3 separate regions of the Homo sapiens genome follow, and all the other regions are linked to region 3. Evidence: chromatin loops called from intact Hi-C (ENCODE). Cell type or tissue: Calu3. All regions are shown on one strand.

The links. A loop is a pair of places that touch in the nucleus more often than their neighbours do. Peaks named below come from ENCODE experiments on the same cell type or tissue, not always from the same donor. Only the 100,000 strongest peaks of a DNase experiment are listed, where the experiment ranks them.
Region 1: a loop joins it to region 3, with 4 times the contacts of the local background. A loop is called at or near these places in 3 of 110 quality-filtered maps.
Region 2: a loop joins it to region 3, with 4 times the contacts of the local background. A loop is called at or near these places in 4 of 110 quality-filtered maps.

What each region holds. Positions count from the first base shown.
Region 1 is chr11:129,360,158-129,368,157 of GRCh38, forward strand. No RefSeq gene overlaps it. Among named protein-coding and RNA genes, the nearest start is that of BARX2, 12 kb to the right of the region's middle. In Calu3, a CTCF peak has its summit at 4,148 (motif pointing right); a DNase peak (open chromatin) is centred at 4,184.
Region 2 is chr11:129,377,092-129,385,091 of GRCh38, forward strand. The region is part of intron 1 of BARX2 (BARX homeobox 2); the gene reads left to right. Among named protein-coding and RNA genes, the nearest start is that of BARX2, 5.2 kb to the left of the region's middle. In Calu3, no CTCF peak of the experiment used is centred here; no DNase peak of the experiment used is centred here.
Region 3 is chr11:129,431,624-129,439,623 of GRCh38, forward strand. BARX2 (BARX homeobox 2) reads left to right here. Exons shown (of 4, transcript NM_003658.5): 2 at 5,128-5,428. Among named protein-coding and RNA genes, the nearest start is that of BARX2, 60 kb to the left of the region's middle. In Calu3, no CTCF peak of the experiment used is centred here; DNase peaks (open chromatin) are centred at 3,798 and 4,328.

The sequences.
Region 1 (8,000 bases), 71 kb before region 3:
TGACATGCCTGCTTTTTTCTCCCACTGATTCTCAGTCTGTCTCTCTCTGAATAAGCAAACTGATTAGGTTTGTTTGGTACACATTGCAAAGTTTTTCTGAAGGTTTATAATCCAAGCTTTCTAATTTGAAACAACTTGGACTTTAGGTATGAGGACAAAAAGAGGTAAGAAAGATTTTTCTTCTTATTTAAGCCTTTTCTGCAGTTAGTTTTCTTTCATTAAATATAAAGGAAATTATTATTTACAGTGGTAAAAGATATGGAAAAAATGCCCCTTTTCCCCACAACGTGTTTTTTTCTTTAAATTGCTTTGCTTCCTATATTACCCCTCAGACTTCTTTGTGGATGTCTCTGCTTGCCCACCCCTTAAATATTAATAAAGCTTGAGATTCTCTCCTTGGTTCTTGTATCTTCTGATTTTCATACTCCCCAAATAATTCCATTTACTCTCAGGGCTTTGATTACTATATACATACTGATGGCCTCTGAATTGTACCTCTAATTTAGATTTCTCTTCCAAATTTCAGACACACATACTCAGCTGTACACTGTGCATCTCCATTTGTATGTCTGATGGACATCTCAAATTTAACACACCCAAAATGACCTTACTACTTCCTCCTCAAACTGCTTATTTTCTCACCTTATATTAGTGAATAGTAGCCCCATCGACTTATTTGCCAAGTCAGAAATGTGAGCTCTATTCCTTTTTGTTGTTGCTATTTGTTTGTTTTCTAATGACTTTGTTAATCATTGATAATTTAATGACTTTATTGATAATTTACATACAATGCCATTATTCACCCATTGAAGGTGTACAAATTCAATGTGAGATTTTTCTGGTCTATTATGTTACTGATTCTTAAAATTGTGGTAAAATATATGCAGTATAAAATGTGCCATTTATGCAGTTTTAAAAGGGTATAATTTAATGCTATTAACTACATTCACAATGTTGTACAACCATCACTACTATCTACTTCCAAAACTTTTGATCACCTTAAACAAAAATTCTATAACCATTAAACAATAACTTGCCACTTTTCCCTCTCTCTGGCTCCTGGTAAGCACAATTCTATTTTCTGTGTCTATGAATTTACCTATTCCAGGCATTATGTATAAGTTTAATCATATAACACTTGTCCTTCTGTGTCTGTCTTATTTCACTTAGCATAGTGTTTACCAGATTCATTAATGTTGTAGCATGTATCAGAACTTTATTGCTTTTATGGCTAAATATTATTCCATTGTATGTATATACTACCTCTTATTTATCTAATTTTCTGTTGGTAAACACTTGGATTGTTTCTACTTTTAGCTATTGTAAGTAATGCTGCAATAAGCATTTGCCTGAAAATATGTTTGTTTCTGTTTTTGAATTATTTGGGGCATATACCTAGGAGTCGAATTGCTGGGTAATATGCTAAGTCTATGCTTATTAAGGAGGTGCCAAGCTGTTTCCCACAGCATCTGTACCATTTTACTTTTCTGCTAGCAATGTACAAGGGTTCCAATTTCTCCACATCCATGCCAACACTTGCTATTTTCTGTCTCCTTTAATTATAGCTATCCTAGTAGGGGTGAAGTGATGTCTCATCGTGGCTTTGATTTGCATTCCCCTAATGACCAATGATGTTAAGCATCTCTTCATGTGCTTATGGCCATTTATATATATATTCTTTGGAGAAATTTCTATTCAAGTCATTTGCCCAGTTTTTTAATTGAGTCATTTTTTTTATTAAGTTGTAGGAGCTTTTATGTTCTGGGTATTAAATAGGGTCATTCTTGACTTAGACTTCTTTATTTTCTTACCTCAAAATAATTATTGGGTTTCATGGATTCTAGTTCCTTGAAATCATTTCGGTCTCTCCTTTTTCTTCATCCTATGGCTTCAGAAGTCAATTACCTCTCCCTTGGATTAACATAGAAATACAGTAACTTTTTTTTTTTTTTTTGAGATGGAGTTTCGCTCTTGTTGCCCAGGCTGGAGTGCAACAGCATGCTCTCAGCTCACTGCAACCTCTGCCTCCCGGGTTCAAGCGATTCTCCTGCCTCAGCCTCCCAAATAGCTGGGATTACAGGCACCTGCCACCACGCACAGCTAATTTTTGTATTTTTAGTAAAGACAGGGTTTCACCATGTTGGCCAGTCTGGTCACGAACTCCTGACCTCAGGTGATCCACCCACCTTGGCCTCCCAAAGTGCTGGGATTACAGGTGTGAGCCATCATGCCCGGCCTACAGTAACTTCTTAACCGGTTTCCCTCCTCTCTATTTTGCTCTCCTTGAATCCACACTCTATAACATTATGGCCCGGACTTTCAGAAGCACATCTGATTATGTCACCTTCCTACCATAAATCATTTAGCACTTCTTATTGTTTTCAGAATAAAATATAAATCAGTAACATAGCATAAAAGATGCTTTATGATCTGGCCCTTCTTTCTCATTTTCTCAGGACACTTTCCTCTTCAAACCTGCACTTCAGCCACACTCAAGTACTGCAGGTGCTTCATGAGACACTTTCACTTGCCTCTATGCTTTGGATGTTTTTCTTGTCTGCCTCGAATTTCTCTACCCCTTCCTAACTCATATTCTTCCTTCAGATCTCACCTTATATAACAATTCTTTCTGAAATCCTTCCCTTATTTCTTTTCGGACTGGGCTAAGTGCCCCTCCTTCGTGCTCTTAAATCTCCCAGTTCCTAACTATGGGTGTAGGCACCTGTTGACTCATCTATCTCCACTACAGGTCTGTTACTGTGAGGAAAGGGAGTGTGTGCTGTTCACCACCACATTTCTTGGACCAACACAGTTCCTGGGACAAAGTAGATGCTCAATAAATATATGCTAGATGAATTATCTCTATATTCAATTTCTATACACTTATCTCCACTACAGATTTACAACACGTTGCTACAAGGAAAACAATGCAATGTAATACAAAGAACAAAATGTTGCCATTCAAGAAGGTGGTATTTAAATATCCAGAAATATAACAACATCCTGTTCCCAAACTCAGCTATCTGATTGACTAAACAGTCATTAGAAAGCACCTCAGCCAACTTCTTAATCATTCCCCATAGTTTTGTGGTAGTTTCAGCCTGTCCCATGAAGTGGAGTTTTGTTTTGATTTTTTAGGGGGAAGAAAGGTTTCTAGTTATGTATAAACTTGTTTTCCATACCTGGCAAGACTGACTGGCTCTGTGTGTTCTATTGCAGGCAGGGGGGAAATAAGGAAATATATTTTTATAGGAAAATAGCAAAGTCACTACAAATGACTTTGTATTTGTAATTCATAGAGTCAGGACAGAAAAATCAATGGCAGGAAAAATTGAATTATTTCTATTTCTCTTCTTTTATATTCATCCTCTTATTAAGATTTTACCTTTTACATTTTCCTTTTTCAGCCAGACCCTCCACTCCCTTTACTCAAGAAGGTTTACATCCTAAGTTAAAAGAGACCAGGTGTCATCTATAAATTCAGGGAACTGTAAGTGCACCTAATCCATAAAAGCCAGAAATATTTAAGCATGATCTAGAGCAGGCAAATGTATACTGGAGTTAATGTAAATGCAATATATGAACATAGTGTTGATCATATTCAAGATCTACCACCATAAACTAATTAGATCCCTGAGACCAACTCAGAGAAGCGGAGCTTTTACTCACGGTTGAGGTCCACAAAGCTTGTTTATACTGGAGCTGACTTTGCTCTTAAATGGTGACATCAGGGCACAGTCCTAGATCTTAGAGTTGTATGCTACAGAGTTGCTACCGGTATTATGTGCTGCTTTCAAATCCTCCTTGTTCAATACCCTTATTAATCAGAAGTAGAGCTAAGTCATGTACAACGATTTTCGGTGGAGAATTCAAGTCCTTGATGGTGAGAATGATCAGAACTAACCCTAGAGTGTAGGACGGGCAAAGAGGCTTCCCTGTCCAGTCTAGAGAGTCCCTTGATCTGTTTTAGGGAAGAATAGCAACAGGTGACACTTCTGACAGTGCTGAGGTCAAGGAGCCCCCCAGGTGGCCTTCCCAAGACAATGTTCTGGGACAGTCACTAGCGCCGACGCAGCACCTCTGGAGAGCCTGTCTTTGATAATGTACCTGCTTCGTGCCGATAGAGGGAGACCGGATTCCACAGCACACACGCCATGCGTCCCTGCTGTCCGGTAGAGGGCAGTAGCGGCCACGCTGCAACCCTGAGAAGTGGCGGGTACCTTAGGATCCTTTCTGATTGCAGACGTGGTCCAGAGCCAAAGCGGCTTGGCTGGGAAGGCTCCGTGAGACGCCGGGGCTTGATTGCTAGGAGGTGAAAAACTTTCGAGAACTCAGAGCAATCCAATGGACAGTCCATGTTCCACATAATTATCAACTCACTTTCCCTGCTCGTGAAATTGCTGTTAATTTTTAACAAGTGATTGGGACTGTCTATATTTAGAGGATTACCTAGTAACCAAAGCTCATGACACATGAGATGGTTAAGTTTTCCTACCAGACCTAACTGTGATATTTCCTGACTTTAATATGTTTTTATGTCAGCCCTCTTAATATTCAGTTTACCTCGGTTTTATCAAATGCTTAGCATTTTTTATGAGGGGGTGGATGAGCGAAAAATAGAAACTCATAAAACTGGAATTTCATTTCTTTTGAAAAATATAACTGAGATCAGTGAAAAAACATTGTCCCATAGAGGGTATGGGAAACTTGGACTCAAAAAACTCGGGTTTGAGACTTGGCTCTGCAAGTGTAGATGTGGCTGTGTGGGGTAACCTCAAGTAAACCACTTTTCCTCAGTTTCCTCTTTCGTAAAATAGGGATAGTAAGACTTGTCTTTTTTCATATATAGGGCTGTATAAAGTTCACATGAAGTACTGCATTTGAAAATTTTCTGTAAATGGGAAATGTTATGCAAATGTAAGATATTGAAGTTCGCTTTTTATTTTTGAATGTAAAATATTATAATATTTTTGAACTTAAATATAATTTGTAGGAAAAAAGATAAATGTCAATTGTAAAACTATGTAAACAATATTCAAAACTACATAGAATAAATTATCACTGGGCTGAGTGCAGTGGCTCACACCTGTAATTCCAGCATTTTGAGAGGCCAAGACAGGAGAATTGCTTGAGGCCAGGAGTTCAAGACCAGCCTGGTCAACATAGCAAGACACCTATCTCTAATAATAATAATACATTTTAAAAATAAATTATCACTGTTAGTATTTGAACATGCTTTTAGACATCTCTATATGCACCTATATACATGTGTATATAAACAATGTTTTGAAGCTGGAATTGTATTGCACATTCTATTATATCAATGACTTTTTCACTCAGCATTGCAGTAATAATAGTTAACATATATTGATCTTTACGTGTCAGTCATTGTCTAAACCATTTATATATATCTTTAGTGTTACAATAACACTATTGGGTATGTACTTTTATCTCAAAGACAAGGAAACTGAGGCTCAGAGAGGTAAAATGACAGATTTCCTAATTTCCTTAAATTTTAAGAATTCTTACAACTAACATTTTTTTCTTCTTACAGCCTGTCCCACTTTTATCATTTTTATCTCTTTGGCAACCTGTTTGTTAAACAGCAGCTAAATCAATAGGACTGCTGGTTTTAAAATGTCAACTGTCACACCTACACATTTCTGGAGGGAGGAAATCTAGGAATGGGCAGTTTTTAAACAAGCACTCCTAGGAAATTATGTGTACAATCATATTTGAGAACCACAGCTTTGGTTTCAATTCCTAGGTTGGGACTGCTGGATCGATTTTGTGTTTGAGATATAATGCCAAACTGCCCTCCAGAAATATCATACCAATTTACATTCCCACAAACAGCTTGTGACTAATTCAGTCTCTTTTATGTGGGTCTTTGCACTCCAAAATATTACCTTGTAAATGACTTCTTAGTTTGTCATCAGGACAGTAAACTACTTGTTAACCTACAAGTATGTGGGGTGTGTATATTCCAAAGCTGAATTCAAGACTGGGCACTTTTTTTCATTTGTGTTAATAATTTTGAGGTTCTTTGGAACCCCAGAATCTGCATATTTTCTGCAATGTCATACCCTCTCCTCTCTTCATGCCCTGCTCCATTTCTGTTCTCCAAGCCATCATATTCATGGAAGTCAAACTTACTTTTCCAAAATTATACTGCATAAATAAAAGCATAAACTCTGCATCATTAGTTCTTACAAAGGAAAAACAAATTCTATTTCTGTCCACAAGAAGTTAACGAAGATCTACCCCTGTGAACCCCCATTTGACCACCTTGGTTTTATCCCATTCTTAGTGCAGGGTCCTTCTGCTCATTCTCCAAAAAGTCTTGATCCTACCGACTTCTAATCTGTCTGTGTCAAAACTAAAATCCTCTTTTGGCTACTTGAATATTATTCTTTACTGGACCCCAGATCTTACTCTTCAGTTCAGTTGAGCTATAGTAAAATTTCTGGCTTTTTTTTTTTTTTTTTTCTTCATAAAGCAAGAGTCTACTCCTACTGAGATTCTAAATAAACCTTTTTCTCTTTTAGAAAAATTACCTTCCTCCTACCTAGAAAACTGAGTTTTTAAAATTTCTTTGTTCTTGAAACAAAGAGCTATTTTCTCTCTTAAAGGAAACAGAAAGACTTTGTTGCTAATTCATTAACAAGCAACTCTTAACAATTAAGCTATAGACATTTAACAAGTTACACACAGACCTCAGCCTAACAGATCATGTACTCTGGAATATTTAGTAGGAGGGTGAGTCACCTCAGACATAATACAAAGTTTATATTATTCAGTTATGACAATAATTGTTCCTAATTATCTCAGGTTTCAAAAAACTTCAAATCTATGTACAGAGAACAAAGTCGCATAAAATTAGACATGGGTAGGTTATTTGTACTTAATGTTGCTCCAAATGAATAATGAAACTGTTTTCTTCTTCCAATATGTTTAGTCAAGTGAGAGCTCGTATTCTAATACAGACTTCTGAACTAAATCATTATTTAGAATGTTTCATTAAAAATCCTCTGATCTGAAACATTGAGTGAGTATGTAAATGCGACAGGAAAAACAGGGTAATAGGAACAGGAGCCTTGCCGGGCTCCTAAATCTCTTCCTCCCCGTCTCTGAGCATTTATTTCTCTTTGGGGCTGTCACTATGTGGTCAGTAAAGATAATCATTTGAAATTTCAAATATCCATCGAAGACGCCATAGAAGAGACTGAAGAAATAATAGGACCGCATTAATTTGATTTTATAGAGCAGCATTTTATGCAGCGGAGGTTCCCGTGAAACACCGTATATTTATATGTATTTGGTAATTCAAATCATGTGTCAGATTTTGTTAAAGTGAGGACATACATCCACAGGAATGCCGGTGGGTTTTAGGCGAAAAGGCACTATTCTGTGATTTCTAGTACTAGTACTTTTATTTTTCAAAATTTAGCAAAAACCCACTGGCTTAATTCTGACTTGGTCCCAACCTTGAGAACATAGGATTCAAATGAGTACAGAATTGTCTCAGAGACGTGATTAAGTCCTTTTCATATCCATTACATTTTGGACTATAGATCTGTCAGAGCACCTCCCAAACACTGATAAATATCACAACCTCCTTCAGGAACTATAAACTGTATTCTGGTTTCAGAAGAGAAAACCAAAACCTTTTGAGTTATATCCATGTACAGTCTACCCAGAGAAAACAACCCATTGCTCTGCCTATACAAATGAGTAATTTGACTAATTTTCCCCCCTGACTTGGCAGAATCTTTTATTGAACTGATTGAAATGACCAGATGTTTTGGCAGCTTCTGTAGACATAATCTAAGCAACTCGATAATTGACTTAAGTAAACGTATCAGGATGTGGACTGGCAATAGAATTGGGGATTCTCTTCTGTGATGACTTCAAATTCAATTTTAAAAGGCAGGCTGCTTGTGTAATTGAAACGCAGAGAAATTGGCACCATATCATTCATTTACTTTAGTAATTTATAG
Region 2 (8,000 bases), 55 kb before region 3:
AGGAGCACTTTTTATCAGAAAAAAGTTATTGAGTGTGCTTTCCATTAAAGGTAAGCATAAAGTATTTCCAAACCAAAAGAACCTTTGAGATTGTTAGTTGCATGAGAGGCATGAGATAAATTAAATTACACTTAAAATGAAAAAATGAAGGGCCAACAGTTTTGGAAGATATTTTTTGGAACATTTGAGTTGTTAATGCTCAATGCGTGGAATCCTGTATTTTCTCTTGGTTCCATTGATAGTCCCTATATGACAATCAGTAAACATATGATAAATACATACAGTGAAGTTCTTTTAAAACCAAATTGTTCCTACATGTATTTGGTTGTAAAATGTATACTGTATTCAGTTATGCCTTTTTAAAGTTAATTTGTCTGTAAGGTAGAATTAGGCCTGATGTCCCATAACAAGCCTTGTAATACTGAATTTTTAAAACCAAGAAATATATGAAACAAGGAACAAATAAGAAATTTTAGAAACAAGATAGATCTCCTGAGAACTGATATTTTTACATTTGTGTATAGGTGGTTGTGGACCCTTGGACACATACATACTGAATAGGGGTGATAAGTTGAATATTGTTTTGAGCACAAATCATCCTTTGTTATAATAACTCAATTCCCTTCGAGGAAAAAGAGAGGATCTGTTTCAGTCATTAACATTGCGTATGGGACATTCCCAGGACAAAACAGAACAACTTCTAAGCACCTAGGTAGAGCCTAGTGCCGGCAGAATTTTCAGTGACTTTGTGCTGTGTTGACTTGAAGGCAGCTTTTCCTGGCTTATAGGAGTCACAGAATTGGATCATAGAAGAAAACGTGGCAGAAGAGGAGTAATAAATAGCTGCAGAGAATAGTCATTCAGTCAGAGGTGGCTGAGTAAGTGTCGTGTTTTATTGAACCTTGTGTGGGAAATAAATCAGAGGAAAAAAAAATGATTCATATGTAGTTTTGTGAGTGTTATAAGTGAAATGCACGTATTTCACAGACTTAAGTGTTGCTCAGTCTTGTGCTTTTCGAAGTTCACTGATGGTTCGTGGTAGAGGGTGGCTGTTGGCAATGGTTTTCTGGCTCCGTTATTCCAGTACTTTCTTCTTTCGGATTGTTAGTTGAAAATGTGTCGTTATTTTGCTCTAGTTGAGAATTAAAATATAGAAACTGGGATTTGCTGGTGGAATTAAACCCATAAAAACTGGCTACAATAGTTCATACTTTCAGATCATAAGCCTTCAGTGGGTTTACAGTTACAGTTAAAGCCTTACATGTATTAGATCATGGGAATCCCATTAGTGTCTTCTCAGGGGTTTTGCAAATACCATACTTTCAAAGCATTTTTGTTTTTAACAGTTAAGGTCAGGACAAAAATCTTTGATTAGATGAATGTAATCTTTTTTCTTATTAATTAAAAACAACAACAATAAGTTGCTGGCATCCCAAAGGACACTGTAATTTTCTTCTTTTCTTTTCTTTTTCTTTTTTTTTTTTTTTTTTTTGCTAGATGGAACTAAATGTTGAGCACTGGTGGTGGAAGCAATGCATAAAAAGTTCAAGTGAAAGGCATACATTGGAATTAAAGTTACTGAACTTTCTCAGCCTTTCATTTGCTGATTTAAGATTTAAAGACGTGTAACAGAAGTGAACTGTGTCAGGTAAAATAATGAAAACTAAGAGAAAAAAAAGGCCTCAAAATTAAAAAGTTACCAGCATGTACAATAAGTGCATAAAATTGGGATGGAAAGAAAACTACAGCATTAAAAAAAAAAAAAACACTGCATAATGAAACAGTTCATGCTCTGTGGATTTAGTAACCTAAAGGTCAATTTATGGTACCAAATATCAGGCAGAATAGCATGTATTCAAGCAAACTGAGAAATGGGAATAGTTTTCATCTCAGGCAGATAATCACCTGACAGGAATTTATTGTTCGACATTCTAGCCTTGATGGAATCCTCACCTTCCAAAAATTGTTGTTTAACAGACGCTTTCTTATTATAAACACAATAATTTTAGTCTTGGAAAGATGTCTCTAAATTTCTCTCGGTTTCCTAGTACGTCTCGTAAATCATCCTAATAGACACTGCAAAAGGGAATCCTTTCCCTGTAAGCCTCACCACAGAACGGTTTATCATCACATTTAAACTAAAATTTAAACAGCTAAGCCCAAAAGAATGCCTCCATTTGAAAAGAGTTGTGTCATTCAGGCCATTGGTGAGGGGTGGAATATGCTTAGAATTAAGTTAGTATATAAAAAGTTGGTTTTATTCTTAAATCTGTAAACAGTAATCCCTACTCAGAAGGCAGTGTAATGCCATTTAGAAATCAGCGATGAGCTCTCCAACTTCAGAGCATTGACCGTCATTACAAAGGCCAAAAGAGAGGTGCATTTTAGGATATCATAAATACACTTCATTTAGGATGCTTTATTTTCTTTTTCCGGTTGTGATTAATGTTTCTTGGTGGAAAAGCCCACTTGAAGAAAGCTGGTTTCTTGGGGTAGAATAGTTTGTGGAAGCATCGGCGTGGTCATTTTTGAAGCCTCTGCCTTTCTGTCTGATCTTTAGAATCAGGCAGTTTCTAAATTTGAGGCGTGTTGAGAAAAAATGGATAACTTGCTTCACAAAAATAAGGATTGTTACAATTACCCTAAGGGTTTTCACATGAAGATACTGATAAATGAACCTATGGTACTAATTACTTTTATTACAATTTTTTCTACTTAGAACCTAGAATTACCTTACATTTACACATGCACATTTGTGGGGAGGTGAGTGTAGATACTTGGACATTTTACAGCCTGCGAATAGGATGAGACTTTTAATTATTCCACTAACCTATAATCTAATTCTTTTCCCCTTCTCTGGCAGAATGGGTCTGTTGAATCTCTTACCTGTCTGATCTTTGGTGGTTAGACCTACAGAGCTGGAGAGGCTCATAAAATCATAGATCAATATCCTCAAGCAGAAGGTATTTTTTGCAAAGTGCCAGGGTCACGTCAGTGCTTCGTTATAGTTTCAGTCCACTGTATGCCACTCTCCTCCTTGTCATAGTACTCAGAAATCAGGAAGACTTTTCCAACTTGGTTACACACCCGGGACTAACCCGTGCAGTCACACCCAGGGGACAGTCAACCAGCCAGTTAGAAGGGACATTTGGGGAAGGGTGTTTATCTTTTAGGAGGTGGCATCAAGAACATTTTATCCTGTGGTGGATCCAAGAGAAGCAAGTCCTTTGGGGTAGTGTCCTTGGGTGCGTTTTTATCACAAACATTGGGTGTCATCCCAGCAAAAAATTAAATGCGGTGCAGGTATGTATAGTGTCTCGTTTGGGAGTTAGGGAGCTGGCTAGTGCTTCATGGAGTTAGCTCTGGTGACTCTCCAAATCTCAGCTTGGTCTTTTTCAGTCAGAGACCCAAACTCATAGGATCTTAGGAACCTGAGAGTTGGATACTGGAATGTTAATGGAGAAACATAAACCAAGGTCTGGGAAAAATGATCGTTATCAACAAGCATTTGTATTTCTGCCAGAGGCACATAGGCTTTTAGTAGCAATTACTCATAACTGCTTCTCCTGTTCCCATTGTAAGGGTAAATAAATAGAGGGATGCACGGGATCTGGGACTCATCCAGGGTCAGTATATATTTGGAACTGAGCTCTTTTGGGATCCTTAACTGTTATCTCACTACTCTTTTGCTAGAGATACCAAGGGATTCCTTAGGAGTCAGTTTTTTTTTTTTTTCTTCCAATAGCGGGATCTTGGCTCACTGCAACCTCCACCTTCTGGGTTCAAATGATTCTCCTGCCTCAGCCTCCTGAGTAGCTGGGATTACAGGCGCCCATGACCACACCCAGCTAATTTTTGTATTTTTAGTAGAGACAGGGTTTCACCATGTTGGCCAGGCTGGTCTCGAACTCCTAATCTCGTGATCCACCCGCCTCGGCCTCCCAAAGTGCTGGGATTATAGGCATGAGCCATCGCGCCCGCTGTGAAGTCGGTTTTAACTCATGAATAGTTCATTAGCGGTGTCTTCTCTGGCTCTGATTTTTCTCAAAGCAAATGAAAAAACGATTAGAAATTTCGTTCACGGGTTGAAATGCCCCTCCAAATGTCCACTGTTCACTATCATTTAATTCAGTAATTTCATGCAACAAATATTTATATTTGCTTGGTGATGGCATTGTCATTGAGTCTATTATTTTGAAACTTAATCTAACTGTTGACTAGCAGTTAGGGTGTTTAAAAAATCCCTCTCAACTACTTGTAGAACCATTGCTAAGCCCTTCTTTGTTTGTTTTGTTTTGTTTTGTTTGTTTGTTTGTTGTTGTTTTTTCCTAGTGTATGTGAGAGGCAGCTCGGAATTGGGATAGGGGAACATCTAATACTTTTGCTTACTATGTGGAATTTTCTCTTTGAACTCTACCTACAGGGTGTTATCACCAGCAAAACTGTCAAATCAACTTTGCTACATACAACTCAAATGAAACTCTATTATGAGGCTGATTTCCTACAGATATGTTTGTTTTTTGCTGGTTGTATTTCTGGATCCAAGACTGAATTTGTGATAGAAACATGGATAGTATAAAGTTGTTAGTTTTAGCATATCCTAGAAATCAGAGTGGAAAGATTAAATGTAACATATCCCAAAAATCTATATGAAAAGGAGTTAGGATTGCAAAGGATTATTTTATTTATAAAGAGAGATTGAAAGGAAAAAAAAGAAGGGAAGAAGGAAAGTAAGAGTGGGTTTCTTTGAAATTCTTGAGGCTGCACAGATTCAGCCTCATAGCACAGCATTCCTCCGAAGGGCTGTACAGGCAAAACAAAGCTGGCTTGTGAAATTCTGTCGCTCCATGGGTACTAAATGGCTAAAGTTGATTCTACTTAGACGCGTGCTGGGGCCTCTTCAAGGTTGAGATCCAGAGCTTAAGCTCTGCACAGCATTTAGCCTTCGCTCTGGAAGACTGAGTAAATGTTAAACCAGAAGCAATTTTAGGTGTTATTTGCACTTTGTTTTGAGGTCAGGTAGGAGGAGCAGCAGAGATGCAAAGGTAGGTACGTCACATGGGCTGAGGCCTCTTCATTTGTTTTTGTTTTTGTTTTATTTTTTTGAAACAGGATCTTGGTCTGTTGCCCAGGCTGGAGTGCAGTGGGGCGATCTTGGCTCACTGCAACCTCTGCTTCCCGGGTTCAAGCGATCCTCCCACCTCAGCCTCCCTAGTAGCTGGGACTACAGACATGTGCCACCATGCCTGGCTAATTTTTGTATTTTTAGTAGAGACGGGGTTTCACCATGTTGGACAGGCTGGTCTCGAACTTCTGACCTCAGGTGATCTGCCCGCTTTGGCCTCCTGAAGTGCTGGGATTACAGGCGTGAGCCACTGCACCCAGCCGAGGCCTCTTAATTTGTACTGAGCTCGTGAACGTGCATGCTATGGAGCCTGAGGGTCTTCCTTGCCACACGTCCTGCCCACGACTGTAGTTAGCAGACTAGAGTTGGTGGGTCTATGGCTAAGCCCATTGACAAGCTCTCAGCTGGAATATGGTTAGAGGGCTGCAAGGACTCAGGTGGGATGCATAAATTAACACCTCATTTTGCATCTTCTGTTGGGGATGCAGTTCTGTTTTACACTCCAGTCTTGTGGAATGGGTGTTTCTAGTGTGGCTCTAGGGACGCACTCACAGCTGGATTAACCACCTTTTCCCCGAGAACTTGCTAAAGCCCACAGGTGCTCAAAGGATGGGCAAAAGACCACTGTGCTGCAGGTGGCACCCTCTCTTGGAAGCAGCATGACGACGAGAAGAAGAGAAGCATTGAGGGCATTCGTGCAAAGACTGCAAGCGTGGAGAAGCACCTTGGGCCTGCCTGTCGGTGCCTGCCTCCATTTTAGCTGCCTGAGAGGATGGAACGGTAGTTTCTTTCCACAGCACAGATGGCAAAATCAGAATTCACGTTAGGATTTATTAGTAACGGGAGTCAGACCAGGACTTTGTACAAACTTGGTGGCATTCACAAATACTCTCCAGGAAGAGAGGTGTTTTGTTTGTTTGTTTTTTAACCAGAAAACCTTTGCAAACCCTCAGGATTTAATTTATTTTTATTACAGCTTAGTAACAGTTAGAAGAAGGAAAGTCTTGTTAAAATAAATGCTCTAAATAAAAACACAGTTAATTTTCCATTACCATGTCTAATTACTCATCATCACCAGGGCATTTTTATATGGCAATTTAACTTCTTGAAAGTGGAAACTTGGCACACGTTTAAGGAGGAAAGCCATGCACCTAGATAGATATCAGAAGGCGGTATAATTATATTTGGGCTCGAGTTGAATCCTACATATGATTGCTCTGAAGAAGAGAGAAGAGAGGGCCTCTGTCCGTAGTCACTAAGGAGAGACTCTGGTTTCTTGAGTGCCAGTTGAAATTGAATACAGAGGGAGAGAATTCTGAAGATTAGGTGATGTTCAAGTACATCTGAAAAGGGCCCCTGCCAGTCACCAGTTGAAGTTGATTTCAGGGCTAGTTGAGAAGTCTGGAGGGCAGCTCTGTAAGCTTCCTCCTGGCAGAGTGCACACAGATGACACAGCCTTCCTCCATGCACAGGTCAAAAGACGACTGAAGAGAAGCCAAGCTGGGAGGATCTCAGCACCAAACTAACTACGTTCCATGTACAAGCAGACACGCTTGCAGGATTCCTTTTTACCGCGTCTTTCCAGCTTACCAACATGTCCTTAGGAACATATTCTTCTGGGTATTGAGGAAAGATGAGTATTTTCTGTTTTTTGTTTTTTTGTTTGTTTGTTTTTGAGACAGAGTCTCGCTCTGTCACTGAGGCTGGAGTGTAATGGTGCAATCTCGGCTCACTGCAGGCTCTGCCTCCTGGGTTCAAGTGATTCTCCTGCCGCACCCTACCAAGTAGCTGGGATTACAGGCGTCTGCCACCATGCCCGGCTAATTTTTGTATTTTTAGTAGAGATGGAGTTTCACCATGTTGGCCAGGCTGGTCTCAAATTCCCAACCTTGTGATCCACCTGCCTCGGCCTCCCAAAGTGCTGGAAGCCACCGCACCCGGCCAGATGAGTATTTTCACAATGTGCATAGAATAGGATTGGCTGCTGCCTAGGTGATGTCAGATCATTTCTGATCTTTTTTTTTTTTTAAAAAACCAACATATGCATTTGGTAAGTGATATGATGCTTATCCTTTGGTTTTTCTTATTCAAGGATTACTTACCATGTGGAGAAATGGAGTGGTCTTGGGCCTGATGAAATTTCATGAAATAGTGGCTATATTTCTGTCCTGGGAAGTACCTGGTACTGGCAAGTCCCTGATATTGATAACCTGCCAACCTCCACTGCCCACCTTTCTTTCCCAGAGTCCTTTTCACTCGGTGAATTAACCATCACTGAGACTCAGGATGATGGGCTTTTCCCAAAAGAGGTCACAGTCTCGTGTGGATTGAAGGAAGTGTAACTTCCATGCTTAGTTTAAGCAATATCTAAGGGAGCTGACTTTGCACATTTCCTAATGGTAACTTATAGACAATGGAATGCTGATATTGCATCTTCTTATCTTGAGGAAATATCATGGGCAAGAAGAGTTGCTGAGACTCCTTTTTCTGAGTCTTACAGTACTTATCCAAGGGGAGCCACAAACTTGAGAGAAATGCTAGAAATACTTTATACCCTAAACCATATTCATAGACAGGGCAATAATAGTAATAGCGACTGTTTAGAAATTACCTAACATGTAATAGGCACTAGACTCAGTGCTTTTTGATCAGCTTCAAAATATCCCTATGAAATAGGTTTATCATCTCCTTTGGTAATGGTGGAATCCTAGAAGCTAAATGACTTTCCTAAAGTCACAAGATATAAAGAGAGCTCTTATGAAGCAATAAGAAAAATGGGCAAAGGCTACAATCAGGCAATTCATAGAAAGGAAGATCTCAATGGCCAGTAAACATGAAAGGATGCTCAACCTCGCTGATAAGTGGGAACACCCGA
Region 3 (8,000 bases):
TAGGGTTATTTTTTAATTGTCAAACTTTGAGAGTTCTTTATATATTCCGGGTAAAAATCATTTGTCAGGTGTGAGATTTGTCAGGTCTCACAGTCTGCAGCTTTTTTCATTTTCTTAACAGTATCTTTTACAGAGCAAAAATTGTTAATTTTGATGAAGACCAGTTTTTTGCCTTTTTATTTTATGCATCATGCTTTTGGTGTCATGGCTAAGAATTCTCTACCTAACCCAGTGTCACAGAGATTTTTCTCTAATGTTTCTTTCTAAAAATTTTATAGGTTTGTGTTTCTACTGAAGGTCTATGATCCATTTTGAGTGAATTTTTAAAATAATTTATGAGGTCAAGGCTCTTATTATTTTATTTATTTTTATTTTTATTTTTATTTTTTGCATCTGGATGTCCAATTGCTCCAGCACCATTTTTTTAAGCAATTATTTTTAAAAATTTTTATTTTACTTATTATTTATTTTTTGAAATGGAGTGTTATGAGTGCAGTGGCATGATCTCAGCTCACTGCAACCTCCGCCTCCCGGGTTCAAGGGATTCTTATGACTCAGCCTCACAAGTAGCTGGGATTACAGGTGCGTGCCACCACACCAGCTAATTTTTGTATTTCTAGTAAAGACGGGCTTTCGTCATATTGGCCAGGCTTGTCTCGAACTCCTGACCTCAAGTAATCTGCCCACCTCGGCCTCCCAAAGTGCTAGGATTACAGGTGTGAGCCACCACACCCAGCCTCATTTGTTGAAAAGACTACTATTTCTCCACATTAAATGATGTTTCTTTTAAAAGAATGAATGTGATTCAAGAACCCAAACATCTTTTGACATAAAGGGAGAAAATTGACATAAAGCGAGAAAATTCTCTAGACCTTTGGATTCTGAATGGGCTAAAGAGCCCCCCTTTCCCAGGAGAACACCCACAATGTTTGTTTTACTAGAAGTGTCATAAAACTAAACACATTTTATACTCAATTTCTGGGATTTCTAGACTGATTTTCTTTGCCTAGCTTTTAGAAGAAGTTTTAACCACTCCTTGGGATCAAGGGTCAATGAAAGATTATTCTTTTTGACAAACTGAACATAAAATTAAACTTTAGAATGGGAATGAAACTTATAACTCATTTAATGTAACTTTCCTTTTTAAAAAATTTTAAAAAAAAGATACGCACCTGTGCAAAATGTGAACAATGCAGAAGTATCATCTAGATTTGGGGATGCCAAGGGACATGGGCTTTCCTACTGCTTCTCTGTCCCCTCCTCAGTGTCTTTGGCCGGCTCGTCTTCCTCTCTGTGACCTGAGATGTTGGCGTGCCCCAGAGTTCAGCCCTTGTATTTCTTCATTTTTTTATTCCACCCACTCCCTTGGTGATCTCATGCAATCCCATGGTCCAATATGCCACATAGACTCCCAGGAATTGTGTCTCTAACCCAACCTCTATCTGACTGACTCCTCAACATGTGCAAGATGTCTAATAGCAACTTACCTAACACAGAAATCATGGTTTTCTCACTTAATCCTGCTTTTTGCCCAGTCTTTCCCATCTTGGTAAAGGGCACCATCCTTCCTCCAGTTGCTAAGACCAAAACGTCAGGCCTCTCCTGGCAACTCTCTCTCTCATACCTGACATTCAGTCCTTCAACAAGTCCTCTCAACCTTAACTATAAAATGCACCCCCTCTCACTGCTGTAGCTGCTGCCTCTGGTCTACTGGCCTCCTCACTGGTTTCTCTGCTCCCACCCTGGCCCCTGCAGTCCAACCTCCTTAGGGATCATTTAAGACATCAGTCAGATCATGTCCTCCCTCAGCTCACATCTTGCCAATGGCTTTTTTAAAAATCACATTTTGAATAAAATCCAAGTGATTTGCCCTGACCTACAGGGCCCTGCGTAATCGGGCTCCAACAGATCTCTTCCCAGTTTTCTCTCCTGTGACTTCTGCCCTTGCCTACTCTGCCTTTCTGCTGGTCTTTCAACCCATGCTCATTCGGCCTTTAGGGCTTTGCCTGTGCTGGTTCTGGGGCTGGGGTGCTTGTCCCGTACCTTCTCCAGGCTCTCCTCTGCGTGGGGGTGCTTACCTGCAGAAGGGTCATCTTCCCACCATGGCCTTCCCTGACTCCTCATCCCCAATACTGCCCTCTGCCCCACCTGCCCCATCTTCACACTTTGCTGTATTTTTCATCATAGTTTATCACTACCTGGCACTATTTACATATTTACTTGTTTATTTGTTTGCTGTCTGCCTCCCCAAATGGATGTAAGCTCCATGAAGGTAGGACTTTATAGTATTCGTTGCTATCTCCCCAGCTTCCAGAGCGGAGTGTAGCCCATAGTAGATGCTCAGTAAATATTCATGGCTGGATTGAATGCAGGATTAGATGCAAATGTGTAGATTCCTTTTCACCCTGTTTTATTCCAAGCCCAGAGGTTATCACTGTTAACAGTTTGATAACTAGCCTTCTAGACTTTTAAAAATGCATTTATAAAGGCAGACAAAAAAAAAATCATAGTTTTAAAGAATAATACAAATGATTTTACATCATATTTTTCTCAATAATATATTAGGTATTTTCTCGTATTAGTTTATATATAGTTTATCCATCTATTCATCTCTCTTTCTCATCAGTTTATATGTTTTTTTTTAAGAGACAGAATCTCTGACTGGGCACGATGGCTCACACCTATAATCCTAACATTTTGGGAGGCTGAAATTGGAGGATTGCTTGAGGCCAAGAGTTCAAAACCAGCCTGGGCAACAGAGACCCTGTCTCTACTTTAAAAAAAAAAAAAAAGTAAGTAAAAAAAAAAAAAAAAAAAAAAAAACAGAGACACGGTCTCACTCTGTTGCCCAGGCTGGTCTTGAACTGCTGGCTTCAAGCAGTCCTCCAGCCTCAGCCTGCCAAAGTGCTGAGCCACCACACCTGAACTAGATAGTACTTTTTAATGGTTACATTGTAGTTCATACTATGGATGTACCACAATTTATTTAATTATTTTCCTGTTGAGAGATATTAATATATAGGTTATTTCCCCTGCTCATGATTATAAGCAAGGCTGCAGTGAATATGCTTGTATATAAATCTTTGTACGCATAGACCTCAAATTACGAAATTCCCTGTCAGTGACTTGGTAGATACTGCTTAATTTGTCCTCAAGGATTATACTGTTTTATACTCCCACCAACAATATATGAATGCCTATTTCCCCGTATGCTTGCCAATGCTAGATATTACCACACTTTCAAAATATTATTCAATGTTGGGTAAAAAAATATTTAACTCTCTTACAAAAGAGAAAGGTGATACAAAGCCTTCCTTACAGGTGGATTGTTAGTCATTTCCTATAATGATAAGCTTCTTAGTTTCTAGATTACACATTAGCCTGCTAAAGAAAGATAGTCTCTTTTGAAAGAAGTGACAGACTTAAAGGAGTAAGGTGATTTAAGATGAGAAACATCTTATGCCTTTTTAAGAAGCTTCCAACTTCTTTTCCAAGAAGTATCATTTCAGGATGTGTGCTGTGAGATCCAAACCACAAGCCCACATATCCTCATTTTCTTGCTCTAAAATATCACTCCCAGGTGATTTTTTTTTCTTAAAAAGAATCCACAGCACAAAACATCAAGTGTTGGAGTTGGCTGGAGAGTTAATGGAAGTTGTAGCAAGTGGTGATTTATTGTTATTTAACCACTTTGTGGTTTCTGCTGGGCCTAGCTAGAAGTGTACTCAAAGAATAAGAGAAGCTATTTGTTTTATCAACTGTGACTGGGGGCCAAACAAAGGCATGGGAAGGAATAAGAAGAGAAATGCCAACCCAGAGAAGAGAGCTGGAGCACAGGTAGTACCTGGATGCTTCTGTGATGTTAGTCGGTTTCAACTCAGAGCTAGTGTGAATGTTGGTTGGCTCAGATGCTGGCTGTGGCCTTGAAGTCACTTTTCAGGGCTGGACTGAGTCCCAAAGGGCAGTCCCTGGGTCTTCTCCATTTTCATCAGATATCAAATGGGGAGGATGAGAGGTCCTTTCGTGGCATCAGTATATTAGAGTTTGAAGGATTCTTTAGAATCAGCTAGTTTTCTTACTCACCTTATAGATGATGAAACTGAGAGATAAAATGATTCACATAGGTAATGATCCAGACATTTTAAGCTCTGTGTTGAATAATCAAAGGGAAAAGCTCTTTACTTGAACTTTACAGATTTAACAGATTGTTGGACAGAAAAGAACTCTTGCCTTGAAATTCCTAACGCAGGAGTGGCATATAACTGGTATGTATGCCACCATACCCTGCCCCGGCCACATGCCCATAGCAGACATTGTTAATCGACCCAGCACCTTTTCCTCAGCCAAGCTCTGGCCAGCCTGAGAATCCTCCTTAACATAGTGCTGGAGGCGCCAGTCATACCGATCTGAGCTTTCATGTGATTTAAAATCTGTTTGCCTCCCTCTTCTGAATGATGTATCCATGTGATTCATGATGTGCTGATAGCATGGGACTTCAAGTCAGAAGAACTTGGTTTGACTCCTCCATCTGCTGCTTCCTAGTTACGTTATCTTAGGCAACTCACTTAACCTTCCTGGGGCAATTTACTCCCTCTGAGATGAGAAAGTTGAATTAAATAATCCGAAAGCATCCTGTCAAGCTCTGAAAAATGCTATGCTTCAAGGTACACAGACTTCTCAGGAAGAATTCATAGCTACAAGCATGTCTTTTTATAAAGACCACAGGTGGTTCTCAGGAAGTTTGCATATTACAAATCTATTTCGGGTTTCTGAAATATGTGTCTCTAGCTTTTCCTGACTACTTCTTTTCATCTGCCTGGTCCCATGGACCAAGAATTTAGGGATTCCGAAGGGAGAGAGGGGAAAGATCTGCTTAAAACCAGAGGACTTGCAGGAACCTCTTCTGGGCCGTGGGCTTCATCTTCCCACACAGAGCAGAGCAGACCTCTGTGCCTGCCCTGCAGCTGTAGGTCTTGAGTTACCTCTCCTTCCCCTTCCTCCATCTGTACCTCCTTAAGAGCAGGGCCCTCCCTGTCAGACAGACCTCAGCCAGCGGCCCTCCGCAGGTCCTGGCCTGCTTCCCCACACCGTTCCCTGTGGTGACCTGCCTCCCTGCTTGTTTTCCAGGCTCCCCTTCCCTGCGGGCATATCCGCTCCTCTCGGTGATCACCCGCCAGCCCACTGTCATCTCCCACCTGGTCCCTGCCACCCCGGGAATCGCCCAGGCACTGTCCTGCCACCAGGTCACCGAGGCGGTCTCTGCTGAGGCCCCAGGGGGCGAGGCCCTAGCCAGCAGCGAGTCAGAGACGGAACAGCCCACGCCCCGACAGAAGAAGCCCCGCCGGAGTCGCACCATCTTCACCGAGCTGCAGCTCATGGGCCTGGAGAAGAAATTCCAGAAGCAGAAGTATTTGTCAACCCCAGACAGGTGAGGACGCAGGGAAGGGACTCTCCGCAGTGAAGGCCCCTGGGAACGGGAGACTTGCTCCCATTGTGGGCCGTGGAGCCACAGCACTGGTACAGTGAGGCAGGACACTATGGCGGAGTCCACTCCTTGGCTCAAATCATCTCAACCTTGGTTAACAGAACCCAGCCCACATGAATCCACCACACGGTCCCTGGAGCCTGCCTGCGGCTAAACTTAACTCACCACTTTATCTCCATATTTGAACTTAACTATTTCAGTATCATAAACAAGGTCCAGTTTAGCAAATGGTTGCTCAGGCGGTCAGCTGGGAAACAGGCTTGGTTTTTAAGCCACTCACTCTTAGGATTGGAGGCAGCAGGACTAGATTTGGAATTGGGATTCATGATCTTCTCAATCTTCTCCACAGCCTCCAGCTGATTCCCCACTGACTCAGTTTGCTGGCCTGGCTATTGCTTGGGAAGGACTGGAGGGATCCAGTTGAGGAGGTCAGACATGTTAGTGAATTTGCTGGATGTCAAGTCAGAACCATTTGACTGAGACCCAGGAGGACCTGGCTGAGAGCCCCTTCTTTGAACCCCTCTGAGATCCATGTTGGGGAGGCTGTGACCCTTGCTTTCTTGGAGGCCTCAATGCCTCACCTCCTTTTCTTTAATTTACTATTTTAACTGAAACATATGCCAGAGTGTGTGTCTGGGCCGGGTATTGTGGCCCACACCTGTAATCTCAGCAGTTTGGGAGACTGAGGCAGTAGGATCGTTTGAGGCTAGGAGTTTGAGAGCAGCCTGGGCAACGTTGTGAGACCCCGTCTCTACAAAAATTAAAATATGAGCCAGGTGTGATGGCATGCACCTGTAGTCCCAGCCACTCAAGAGGCTAAGATGGGAGGATCACTTGAACCCAGGACTTTGAGACTGCAGTGAGGTATGATTGCATCAGATTGCATCGCTGCACTCTAGGCGAGACCCTGTCTCCTTAAAAAAAAAAAAAAAATAGCCGGGTGTGTTGGCTCACGCCTGTAATCCCAGCACTTTGGGAGGCCGAGGCAGGTGGATCACGAGGTCAGGAGTTCAGGACCAGCCTGGCCAAGATGGTGAAACCGCGTCTCTACTAAAAATACAAAAATTAGCTGGGTGTAGTGGCAGGTACTTGTAATCCCAGCTACTTGGGAGGCTGAGACAGAGAATTGCTTGAACCCAGGAGGTGGAGGTTGCAGTGAGCCAAAATCATGCCACTACACTCCAGCCTGGGCAACAGAGCGAGACTCAGTCTCAAAAAAAAAAAAAAAAAAAAAAGTGTGTATCTCAGTGTCTCATCTTGTTCTTTCAGACTGACTCTGGAGATGGCTGAGCTAATAATGTGTGATCCTATTTATTGGGGAGATTTCTCAGGTCCTTCTTCCTCTTCTTTTGCCTGCTGCCTTGGACATACCAGGTTGGACACCAGTCCTATCAAAAAGTAAAGGAAGGAACCTCAAATGAATCTCTTAAGCTGTGTAGTAGCTCTTTGATACAAATTTAAGTGACAGAGGAGTCTGCATATCACCGACTAAAAGGGAATTTAGCTTCTGATTCTGTTAATGAGGCACCGTCAGCTGTTTGGTAAGGGCCTTCTGGGTGCCACTGGGGCACTGTGGCAGGGATTACGGGTCCAGAAAGCAGTCGAGAGAGTCCTGTTGTGACAGAAAGGGATCATGGGGAAGGAACGACTACAGGAACAAAGACGCAGCAAGCCAGGCGCTGGTGCCTGTGCATTGCTGAGTGCAGTAGGAACACAGGATATTGCTGAGCGTGGGAGATGGGGTTAGGGGAGGCTTCTCAGAGGAGGTAACATTTAAGAAGAGCTTTGATTCCAGGAGGGACAGGAAGTCCCGCACTGAGGGGTTGGCACACACAAGGCAAAGAAGCGTGTCTCGCCGGGTATGTGGAGGAAACTGCAAGTAGCCAGGACATCTCCAGCTTAAGGTGTGAACAGGCAAATGGTGGACCTCGTATGCCTGGCTGAAATGTGAACTTGGTTGTTTAAGCAGTTGGCACTGCCTTTATGAGCTGGAGGTGACATGATCAGACTTACATTTTAGAACTGTCTCTCTGGTGGCACCATAAATGATGGATGAGAGAGGCCAGAGACGGAGCAGGGACCAGTTAGGAGAGAATCCAGTGATCATCACGAAGACTTGAATTAAAGGGTGGCAGTGGGAACAGAGAGGCAGGAATAGAGAGGAGGACAATTTTTTTTTTATTATTATACTTCAAGTTCTGGGATACATGTGCAGAACGTGCAGGTTTGTTACATAGGTATACACGTGCCATGGTGGTTTACTGCACCCATCAACCCATCATCTACATTAGGTATTTCTCCTAATGCCATCCCTCCCCTATCCTCCCCACCCCCAAACAGGCCCTGGTGTGTGAGGTTCCCCTCCCTGTGTCCATGTGTGAGAAGAGGACAATCTTGAAGAGAGAATTGGCAGAATCAACATTGCGGAAGGAAGCAAGAAGGGAGTTGAGAATTCTGTGGTTTCTGGACTGGGCCAGCAGGTGGATAGGGACGCCATGAACTGAAGTAGGAAGAC